Regions from separate parts of the Homo sapiens genome. Here all the other regions are linked to region 2. Evidence: chromatin loops called from intact Hi-C (ENCODE). Cell type or tissue: heart right ventricle. All regions are shown on one strand. Links, peaks and the distances in the headings refer to the core of each region. The heading gives the core; the rest is flanking DNA.

Region 1 (2,500 bases), core at 1-2,500, 100 kb after region 2:
GCTACTCAGGAGGCTGCGGTAGTAGGATTACTTGGGCCCAGGAAGTGGAGACTCAGTAAGCCATGATCATACCACAGCCTGGGCGACAGAGCAAGACCCTGTCTCAAAAAACAATAAGTAAAAGGCTGAGTGTGGTGGCTGCTCACGCCTGTAATCCCAGCACTTTGGGAGGCCGAGGCAGGTAGATCACCTGAGGTCAGGAGTTCGAGACCAGCCTGGCCAAGATGATGAAACCCCATATCTACTAAAAATACAAAAATTATCCAGGTATGGTGAAGCACGCCTGTAATCCCAGCTACTTCAGGCAGGAGAATCACTTGAACTAGGAGGTGGAGGTTGCAGTGAGCCAAGATCGTGCCATTGCACTCCAGCCTGGGCAACAAGAGTGAAACTCTGTCTCAAAAATAATAATAGTAATAAACACAATTTTAAAAAATAACAAATGGCAAGACCTAACAACACAGGACAGACTTCCAGCATGGCGATCACCCCATCATAGCTGGGGAGCCCCTGCCCCCTTCTGATGGGCGTGGGCCCCCTGAGTCTCCTGGGGAGGCCCCACTTTCCCTTCATTATTTTTCTTACTCCCAATTCCCCAGCCCCTGTAAGCATTTGCTTTTTTTTTTTTTTTTTTTGAGACGGAGTCTTACTCTGTTGCCCAGGCTGCAGTACAGTGGCGCGATCTCAGGTCACTGCAACCTCCACCTTCTGGGTTCAAGCGATTCTCCTGCCTCAGCCTCCCGAGTAGCTGGGATTACAGGCGCCCATCACCATGCCCAGCTAATTTTTAGTAGGGACAGGGTTTCACTGTGTTGGCCAGGCTGGTCTCCAACTCCTAACCTCAAGTGATCTGCCTGCCTCTGCCTCCCAAAGTGCTGGGAGTACAGGCATGAGCCACCGCACTGGGCCCAGCATTTGCATTTCTTTTTTTTTTTGAGATGGAGTTTTGCTCTTGTTGTCCAGGCTGGAGTGCAGTGGCACAATCTCTGCTCACTGCAACCTCCACCTCCTAGGTTCAAGTGATTCTCCTGCCTCAGCCTTATGAGTAGCTGGGATTACAGGCATGTGCCACCATGCCCGGCTAATTTTGTATTTTTAGTAGAGATGGGGTTTCTCCATGTTGGTCATGCTGGTCTCGAACTCCCGACCTCAGGTGATCCACCCGCCTCAGCCTCCCAAAGTGCTGGGAATACAGGTGTGAGCCACTCTGCCGGGCCCAGCATTTGCATTTCAACCCAAGTTAAAGGAATCTCTTTGAAGCACAGACATCCTTTTGTAAAAGAAGAAATGCTACCTCCTTTCCTTCTATACAGATTAAGAGTTGCTCTAGCTACATTTGCTACAAATCTAACACCTTTCTAGAAACTGTAGCCCTGCCCAGGAAGGAAACAGATGCGATGAGGCAATCTAGGAATTTTCCAGAACAACACTGCCCTCTGCAGATGCAGCCTGTGTTTTTCCAGTAGGAACAAACCAGCCAGGACCCTGGCCAGGGTTCCAGGGCTGCCCTCCCTCCCCTGTCTCCCATCCTAAGTGGAAAAGTTATTATTGGTGCCCTGCCTGGTCTCACTTTCTCCGAGGAAGCTTTCCGCCCTATCTCAGCCGCAGGATGCCCCTCCGCTGAGTCTCGATAGAACTTCCTGGAGTTTTGGGTCTTTATCCATTGTCTCTGAATTTTCCCTGTCATCTGAAGCCACATTTCCTCTTTCCCAGAGGGCCTCATCCCCGTCTCCCTGCTGTCAACAGCTGTCAACAGCCTCCTTCCATCCTTCAGCTCTCATCAGTTATGAGATTCCTCCCTTCTGGGATACCTTCTTTTTCTTCTTATTTTTTTTTTTTTTTTTTTTTTGAGATGGAGTTTTGCTCTTGTTGCCCAGGCTGGAGTGCAGTGGCACAATCTCTGCTCACCGCAACCTCTGCCTCCTGGGTTCAAGCAATTCTCCTGCCCCAGCTTCCCAAGTAGCTGGGATTACAGGCATGCGCCACCATGCCGGGCTAATTTTGTATTTTTAGTATAGATAGGGTTTCTCCATGTTGGTCAGGCTGGTCTCAAACTCCCGACCTCAGGTGATCCACCTGCCTCGGCCTCCCAAAGTGCTGGGAGCACAGGCGTGGGCCACCGCCCCGGGCCCAGCATTTGCATTTCAACCCGAGTTAAAGGAATCTCTTTGAAGCACAGACATCCTTTTGTAAAAGAAGAAATGCCATCTCCTTTCCTTCTATACAGATTAGGAGTTGCTCTAGCTACATTTGCTACAAATCTAACACCTTTCTAGAAACTGTAGCCCTGCCCAGGAGGGAAACAGATGCGATGAGGCAATCTAGGAATTTTCCAGAACAACACTGCCCTCTGCAGATGCAGCCTGTGCCTTTTCCAGTAGGAACAAACCAGCCAGGCCCCTGGCCAGGGTTCCAGGGCTGCCCTCCCTCCCCTGTCTCCCATCCTAAGTGGAAAAGTTATTCTTGGTGCCCTGCCTGGTCTCACCTTCTCCGAGGAAGC
Region 2 (5,661 bases), core at 1,732-4,231:
GAGAACACCCCCTCCAGATCCCCCCGCCTGCCTCCCCACCCATCACGGAGGCCTGATGCCAGGGCAGGGGCCAAGGCCAGGACCCCAACCCTCACATCAGACAGCATCAGGTTCATCTACTGAAAGAAGCAGAAAAACTCGAACGCAAACTTTTTTTTTTTTTTTTTTTTGAGACAAAGTCTTGCTCTTGTTGCCCAGGCTGGAGTGCAATGGTGCGATCTCAGCTCACTGCAACCTCCGCCTCCCGGGTTCAAGTGATTCTCCTGCCTCAGCCTCCCAAGTAGTTGGGATTACAGGTGTGTGCCACCATGCCCGGCTAATTTTTTGTATTTTAAGTAGAGACGGAGTTTCACCATGTTGGCCAGGCTGGTCTCGAACTCCTGACCTTGTGATCCGCCCGCCTTGGCCTCCCAAAGTGCTGGGATTACAGGTGTGAGCCACTGTGCCCGGCCCCCCAAATGCAAACTGTAACAAGACAGAAGCCTGTCTTCTCTCATCTGGAGCAAGAACAAAAGGTGTCCCTCTCAGGTGACTTGCTCTTTGAAGCTCCACTCACCAGCGGCCAGGTAAGGTCTGTTGACCGCAGGCTGTTGCTCTGAATAATACTGGGGGCCATCAGTGAGGGAGGCAGTACCTGTGAAGGTTGGGGGCCCCTGCCTACCTCCTGAGGCACATGTGGGAGGCTAGATCTGCTGGGCAGGGGCTGGTGAGCTCAGGTACATCCCAGCAAGACCCATGTCACCTTGGCAAATCCCTGCCCCATCCCGTCCCGTCCCGTCCCATCCCATCCCATCCCTTCTGTTGCCCAGGCTGGAGTGTAGTGGTATGATCTCCACTCACTGCAACCTTCGCCTTCTGGGTTCAAGCCATTCTCAAGCTTCACCCTCCCGAGTAGCTGGGATTACAGGCATGTACCACCACACCCAGCTATTTTTTGCATCTTCTGTAGAGATGGGGTTTCATCACGTTGGCCAGGCTGGTCTCGCACTCCTGACCTCAGGTTATCTGCCCGCCACCACCTCCTAAAGTGCTGGGATTACAGGTGTGAGCCACTGTGCCTGGCTGGTTTATAACTGTTGATATACAGGTTATGCATCCCAGCCACAAGGAACAATTAGCTCCCTGTTTCCTGAACACTGCCCTCTCCACCCTGAGTCCCCTCCCTCCCTATGGGTTCACACCTCCTACAGAAGCCCAGTCTTTCTGGAGTTCACTCTGAACCTCCTCCCTTATTAGTCTCCAAGTCTGGCTCTCCACACCAACTGGGCACCCCCTCAGGGCTGACCCCATGCCCAGCCTCCATCATTACAGCATTGCATGTTCGCTGAACTGAATTGAAACACTCTCCCCAATTTACAGATGGGGAAACTGAGGTCAAAATGTTTAGGCCAGGCACGGTGGCTCACAGCTGTAATCCCAGCACTTTGGGAGGCTGAGGTGGGAAGATCATCTGAAGCCAAGAGTTTAAGACCAGCCTGGACCCCAACATAATGAGACCCCATCTCTATAAAAAACACAAAAAATTAGCCGGGCATGGTGCATGCCCGTAGTCCCAGCTACTCTGGAGGCTGAGGCAGGAGGATCATTTGAGCCTGGGAGTTTGAGGCTGCAGTGAGCTGTAATCACACCACTGCACTCCAGCCTGGGTGACAGAGTGAGACCCCTTCTCTAAAAAAAGGTTCACTCACTTCTCAAAGATTATGGATACCAAGACAGTTGAGGGGTGGTAATGTTAACTTAGTAAGTTCATTCATTCATTCAACAAATATTACTGGATGTCTACCCTCTGCCAAGCATTGCACTGGGTCCCTTAGGGGATAGGAACAAGATCGTATGTGGCACTTCTCTCCCGCAGAACAGTGGTCTCACCATACAGACCACAACCTCCCCCAACACCCACATTCCTGCACTCAAGGGAAAAGCAGGGACATTTAAGCTGTGCTTTGAAGGGGGAATATGATTTGTCAAACAGAGAAAGGGGGCAGGGCAGGACTGGTAGAACGGCCAGCTAGGTCAAAGGCATCCAGGCGAGCTTATCAAGGGGGGACAGAGGGAAACCAAGCCACAGAAGCCAACCGCAGCCTGGGCATGGACAGGGGCTGGGGCTTGGTCACTGTTTAGTTCCTGAGCTGTCACTTGGCATCTGCCTCTCCACGCAGGAGGGGACCTGGCAGCTGCCTCAACTCCTCTGAAATAGCAGTACATGCATCCTGTCCTGGGGAGGGTTCATTTGTATCTTGGAAGCTGATCACCATGAGATCCTTTTTTTTTTTTCTTTTGGGACGGAGTCTCGCTCTGTCACCCAGGCTGAAGGGCCGTGGCTTGATCATGACTCACTGCAGCCTCGACCTCCTGGGCTCCAGCGATCCTCCCACCCCAGCCTCCCCAGTAGCTGGGACCGCAGGCGCGCGCCCAGCTAATTTTTGTATTTTTTGTAGAGACGAAGGTTACGTTGCCCAGGTTGTTCTCGGACTCTTGGCCTCAGGCGATCTGCACGCCTTGGCTTCCTGAAGTGCTGGGATTACAGGCGTGAGACACTGCCCAGGCTATGAGATCCTTGATAACCATGAGACCCTGTGCCACAGTTCCCCACCCACGCTGGCCCCAACACAGACCTGAAGTTTTCGCCCCAGCTGCACTGTCCCCCTCCTCATCCTTTCTGTCCAGCGCCAACAGCATCTCACCTTCCCAAGCTGCCGTCCTTCCCAATGACCAGAGACATCTTTGCAAGCATAGCATGGCTGGAGGATGCGTTTCACCAAACGCGATGTAAGCACCACCAGGTGCCCAGCGCGGAGGTGGATGTGGGCGAACCCTGGACGCCCCACAAAGGACAGCTGCGGCCTGGGAAGGGAAGGAGATGGAGCGGGGAGAGGGGGAAGAGGTTGCTCCGCGTTTTCCGCCCGCCCGCCTGCTTTCCGCGAGGCACTGAGGCCTGAAAACCGCGAGGCCGCCCACGCGCGCCTGACCCGCCCCCCCCTCCCGCCCGCCCCAGGCCCCGCCCTCCCGCGCCCGCCCCTGCGCCGGCCCCTTTTGTTCCCTCCCGGAGCCGGGCCGCTGGCTCCGCTGGCTCCGCTGGCTCCGCGGGCGCTCAGCTCGGCTCGGCCGCGGGGCGCGCAGGCGGCTGCTGGGCGGCCTCGGTGCGCGCCTCCCGCCTTCCCAGAGACGTGGCGCGAGGCCCGGGCCCTGAGCACCTATCGCGGGGATCCCCGGCGCCAGGAGGGGGTGCAGCCGGTGGGCAGCGCCGCGCAGGGAGGGGCCGCAGCATCCTCGCCCCCCAGCGCGCCCGGGCCCGAGAGGAGGAGGCCGGGGCTCTCCGGGCCTCCCGCCGCTTAGCCTGATGCTGGAAGGACGAAGGTAGGGGCTGCTGGAGGGGCCGAGGGAGGGGGTCGCGCGGGCAACAAAGGACGGAGAGATGCGGGGGGCGGCGGCCTGGCCGAAAGCGGGGCTGCGGGCCCGGAGGCATTGTCGGGGCGTGGGCGGGGGCGGGAGGGTTCGAGGCCGGCCGGTGGGCGTGGGCGGGAGCTGGCTGGGGTGTGCCCCAACTTCCCCGTTGCTTGTAGGAGAGGAGGGGGCACTGCTTGGGGTGCCAGGGTTGGGGGCTATTCCCGGGCTGCGGGTCCCCCTGTTGAAGGCATCACCAGCCTCATCGGGGTCCCTACCCTCGGACGGGGGTTTGGCCCTTCTGTTGGAGGGTCGCCCGTACCCCCTTCCAAGGGCAGAGCAAGACGGCTGGACGCGCCGCAGGGCTCTCTGGGCTCACAGAGCCTGGGGAGCACAGCCTGGTGGGCGCGGCCATGCAGCCCCCATCTCCAAACCTGGGGTCTGGGAGAACAGGGACTGCCCCCCTCTCCTCCCTGCTACACCCTCTGGGGTCGCCTGGCCGATGGCCTTTGCAAAACTTGGTTGAAGTGCTTGGCTGAGGTGGGGTAGGAGGAGATTGAGGCGGGCGGCTTCTCTCAGGGGGTGTCCCCCCAAGCTGGCGCTGGTGGCTGGTGAGGCAGCAGATTTTCTGCCCTCCTCCCGGGGAGGGGCGGCGGCCGCGGAGGATGCTTGGCTGAACCTTCAGGGCCCGCCCGTTTGGACCTTTCAGGCAGAGCTTGGGCCGAGCGGGTGCCCACTGGGCACTGCCACGCAGGCCCCAGCCCCACCCTGGGAAGGACGGGCAGAGGGAGCACCTTGGGGGGAAATCACCCACCCAGCAGTGTGTCCCCCAACGTCTGAGACCCCTCCTCTCACTTCTGGGTGAGAAGTGGGGGTCTGGGATGAGGGGGTCTGCCGTCACTCTTGCGCGATGCCTGAGGGAGGTGGGTGGGGTGGCCTAGGGCTGTGGGCAGAGGAGGAGGAGGGTGCGGGGAGCACCACGTGTGTGCTTCAGAAGCCTCTTCCCTTTCGGTTGTAAATGTAAACAATAAGCCCTTCATTCAGCTGCTGTTACCTGGCCTGGCACTTCTAGGGGCTGGCTGGTCCACAGGACAGCAGCCTCGGTGTCCCCAAAAAGTGCAGCCCCGGGGGTTGATGAGTGCATTAGTGGGGAAGCTGGGGGCATAGAGGGGGTCCCCTGGAGGATGGGGCAGACCAGGAAGCTTCATAGAGCATCTTGCAGAAGTTTGCTGCCAGGTTGCCTGAAGGGGGTTTCGTGCAGGAGAAATAGCGTGAATAAGGGCTTGGAGTCAGAAAAGGAGGCTATTGGGTTAGAGAAACAGCTTAGGATTTAAGGAACTTAGACCTGCGTTGAGCACAGGATGCATTCTTGTCTGCAGTGCCTTGCGGGGGAATGATGGGATTCTGGCTTCAGGACAGGTGGAGGCGGTGGAGATGGAGAGGGGCTCCAAAGGCAGAAGAGGCAGGTGGAGGCGCCTGGGAGGAGCCTCCTCCACACACACCTGTGTGCACCTGCAAACTCCAGCCCTCAGCACCGTGCAGGCTGGGAAGGTGGTGCCTGGAATTCTGCACTCAGAGCCCAAAGTCCCAGCAGGGGGAATTTACTCCAAGGAGCAGTAATCGCTTTCCGGCATCTGCTGTCTACCTTGGCGGTGAAGAGTTCAGATGCTGGAGCTTAACAGCCCGGGTTCAAATCCCAGCTCTGCCACTCCCTAGCTATGTGACCTTGCACATTGCATCTCTCTCTGCCTCGACATCCTCATCTGTAAAATTGGGATCCTTATGGTATCTGGCTTTTAGGGTTGTTAGGAGAACTGTGTGCCCTGTGACAGAGTAGATGTCCTATAAGTGTTGTTGCTGCCGTACAGAGTGGCTTCCTGGCCCCACTCACACACGTTTCAGGGAGAGGAGGCTCGTGCCCCTTCCAGGCTGTTTGTCCTTCTTCAGCACCCTTGCTGGTTAGCCCTGACCCGGCACCTGCTGTTCTCTGCCTCACTGCAGCCTCCTCCCTGGTCCTGCCTCCCTTGGTGATAGAAAGGCCATCTCCCCACAGCCCCAGTTGTCCCTGCTCCCCACCTGGCAGGCCTGCCCACGTGTGGTCCCCCAGTTCCCTCTTGGCCTCCCCTCCTGGCCCTGCCACCCTGACAGTTGATCCTGCCCTCTTTTTTTTTTTTTTTTTTGAAATGGAGTTTCACTCTTGTTGCCCAGACTTGAGTGCAATGGCGCGATCTTGGCTCACTGTAACCTCTGCCTCCTGGGTTCAAGCAATTCTGCCTC
Region 3 (2,500 bases), core at 1-2,500, 68 kb after region 2:
TAACTTTGGGGGATGGAAATGAGCATTCATTTAAAGAGACTGGCACAAAGTGGGTCCCAGTAATTATTTCCTACTTCCAAGAGTATTCTCATTGGCTGTTCACAGCTGCAGAGACTCTCAGACCCTACTCACCTATATCCTTTTTTTGAGAGTCCTATCTCTCCACCTGGAAGATTTCCACCTTGGAGTGTCTTTCCACATGGGCCCCAAGGAGGTGTCTTTCTCTCTTTCTGCCAGGCTCTGAAGAGGCAGAGGAGGCAGGGGAGGCTCTCCAGGCTTTGGGGCCGTGACAGCAGCTTGGGTCTCTCCTGCTTCCACAGGTACTTCCAGTGCCCACCCAAGTTTGGTCTCTTCGCGCCCATCCACAAAGTGATCCGTATCGGCTTCCCATCTACCAGCCCAGCCAAGGCCAAGAAGACCAAGCGTATGGCCATGGGTGTGTCAGCACTGACCCACAGTCCCAGCAGTTCCTCCATCAGCTCCGTCAGCTCTGTGGCCTCCTCCGTGGGGGGTCGGCCCAGCCGCAGTGGCCTGGTGAGGGTGGGGCTGCAGAAGGGGATTCTCTGGTGTGCGTTTGGGAGGGGTGAGGATGTAAGAGATCCAGGTGTTCTGGTCTGCCCCTGACTTACTCTAGTTCCAGTTTGGGATTTTTGAACAAAGAAGAAAGTGCATATCTTTTAATAGGGAAAATTGAGCCATTTACCTTTATTGCTGTTTTTATATAACTGATTTATTGGAACCCTAAGCCTTTCTCTGGAAGTTAAGGAGGGTTATACAGATGCAGGGCAGGGAGTTCAGAAAGGTTGGCATCAAACCCTGGATGAAGGGAAAAGAGGAGGCTGCTTGGTGGCTATGGGCAGAGGGCATTCTGTCCAAACCCAATCTAGGATTGGAGGTTCCTCCTTTCCCAGGAAAAAGTGGCCAAAGTGAGGGAGTCAGAGGCTCTGGCTATCAGGAGCTGACTCTCCTGAGATGGGGAGTTTCCTGAATCTCAAACATCAAGATTCCCCGCTGGGTGAGTCAGCAGGGGCCAGGATGTCAGAGTACTGGCAGGGGAAGAGCAGGACCCTGGGAGTCAAGGCACTTGGGCTCCCACCTGCTATGTTGCTGTAGATTAGGCTGGACAGAGCCAGTCTGCCCTGCAGTGCTTCAGATCCCTGAGACCCGCCTGCATCCACACCTTCCTGCAGCTCACGGAGACCTCTTCACGCTACGCCCGCAAGATCTCGGGCACCACGGCCTTGCAGGAGGCACTGAAGGAGAAGCAGCAGCACATTGAGCAGCTGCTGGCTGAACGAGACCTGGAACGGGCTGAGGTGGCCAAGGCCACAAGCCACATCTGCGAGGTGGAGAAGGAGATTGCCCTGCTCAAGGCACAGCATGAGCAGGTGAGTGGCAGGTGGGGCTGGGGGCAGAGCTTCTCCAGCCAGCCTCATAGAGTCTCACCCACTCAGAGCGGAGACCCTGGAGGGGGTGGGTGCAGAGAAATATGAAGATAACACAAGCAGTACCTGTCCCCCGCTTTCCAGAGATAAGCCTCAGTGACCTGGTGAATTTCCTTCCAGTCTTTTCTGCCTATGTATAAGGATACATACACCTACTTTCAGAATCTGGTTACAAGCTTGTATATCCTGCTTTTTAATTATTTATTTATTTATTATTTTTCTTTCTTTCTTTTTTTTTTTTTGACGGAATCTCATTCTGTCACCCAGGCTGGGGTGTAGTGGTGCAATCTCGGCTCACTGCAACCTCCACCTCCTCGGTTCAAGCGATTCTCCTGCCTCAGCCTCTTGAGTAACTGGGATTACAGGCATGTGCCACCATGCCCAGCTAATTTTTGTACTTTTAGTAGAGACGGGGTTTCACCATGTTGGTCAGGCTGGTCTCGAACTCCTGACCTCGTGATCCACCCGCCTTGGCCTCCCAAAGTGCTGGGATTACAGGTGTGAGCCACTGCAAGGGTTTTTTTTTTTTTTTTATGAGACAGAGTCTCACTCTGTTCCCCAGGCTGGAGGGCAGTGGTGCAATCTCAGCTCACTGCAACCTCCACCTCCCAGGTTCAAGCGATTCTCCTGCCTCAGCCTCTCAAGTAGTTGGGATTACAGCACCTGCTACCAAACCAGGCTAATTTTTGTATTTTAAGTAGAGATGGGGTTTCACCCTGTTGGTCAGGCTGGCCTGGAATTCCTGACCTCAAGTGATCTGCCTGCCTTGGCCTCCCAAAGTGCTGGGATTACAGGTGTGAGCCACCATGCCCAGCCCTGCTTTTTTATTTTTTTAAAATATTTTTAATATAGGGATGGGGTCATGCTGTGTTGGTCAGCCTGGTCTCGAACTCCTGGCCTCAGGCAATCCTTGGCCTTCCAAAGTGCTAGGATTACAGGTGTGAGCCACTGCACTTGGCCTAATCTGCTTTTCTTCCCCGGCTACTTATTATACTGCAAGCATTTTCTAGGTCCTGGCAAATTCCTCATCATTCTTTTTTTTTTTTATTTTATTT

What was found. Peaks named below come from ENCODE experiments on the same cell type or tissue, not always from the same donor. Only the 100,000 strongest peaks of a DNase experiment are listed, where the experiment ranks them.
Region 1: it touches region 2 in a loop (4-fold over the local background); 34 of 110 quality-filtered maps call a loop at or near these places.
Region 3: a loop joins it to region 2, with 2.4 times the contacts of the local background. A loop is called at or near these places in 12 of 110 quality-filtered maps.

What each region holds. Positions count from the first base shown.
Region 1 is chr7:74,392,419-74,394,918 of GRCh38, forward strand. All of the region lies in intron 13 of CLIP2 (CAP-Gly domain containing linker protein 2), which reads left to right. Among named protein-coding and RNA genes, the nearest start is that of GTF2IRD1, 60 kb to the right of the region's middle. In heart right ventricle, for the core only: CTCF peaks have their summits at 1,421 (motif pointing left), 1,623 and 2,355 (motif pointing left); DNase peaks (open chromatin) are centred at 1,433 and 2,358; H3K27ac peaks cover 583 bases.
Region 2 is chr7:74,286,378-74,292,038 of GRCh38, forward strand. It overlaps CLIP2 (CAP-Gly domain containing linker protein 2), which reads left to right and starts at 3,030. Exons shown (of 17, transcript NM_003388.5): 1 at 3,030-3,357. It overlaps LOC107986742 (a long non-coding RNA gene), which reads right to left and starts at 2,930. Exons shown (of 2, transcript XR_001745024.2): 1 at 2,685-2,930. RefSeq lists silencers at 2,949-3,418, 3,439-3,508 and enhancers at 3,384-4,028, 4,029-4,672. In heart right ventricle, for the core only: no CTCF peak of the experiment used is centred there; DNase peaks (open chromatin) are centred at 2,984, 3,647 and 4,014; H3K4me3 peaks cover 2,057 bases; H3K27ac peaks cover 2,057 bases.
Region 3 is chr7:74,356,090-74,358,589 of GRCh38, forward strand. CLIP2 (CAP-Gly domain containing linker protein 2) reads left to right here. Exons shown (of 17, transcript NM_003388.5): 5 at 321-534; 6 at 1,191-1,388. Among named protein-coding and RNA genes, the nearest start is that of CLIP2, 68 kb to the left of the region's middle. In heart right ventricle, for the core only: no CTCF peak of the experiment used is centred there; no DNase peak of the experiment used is centred there.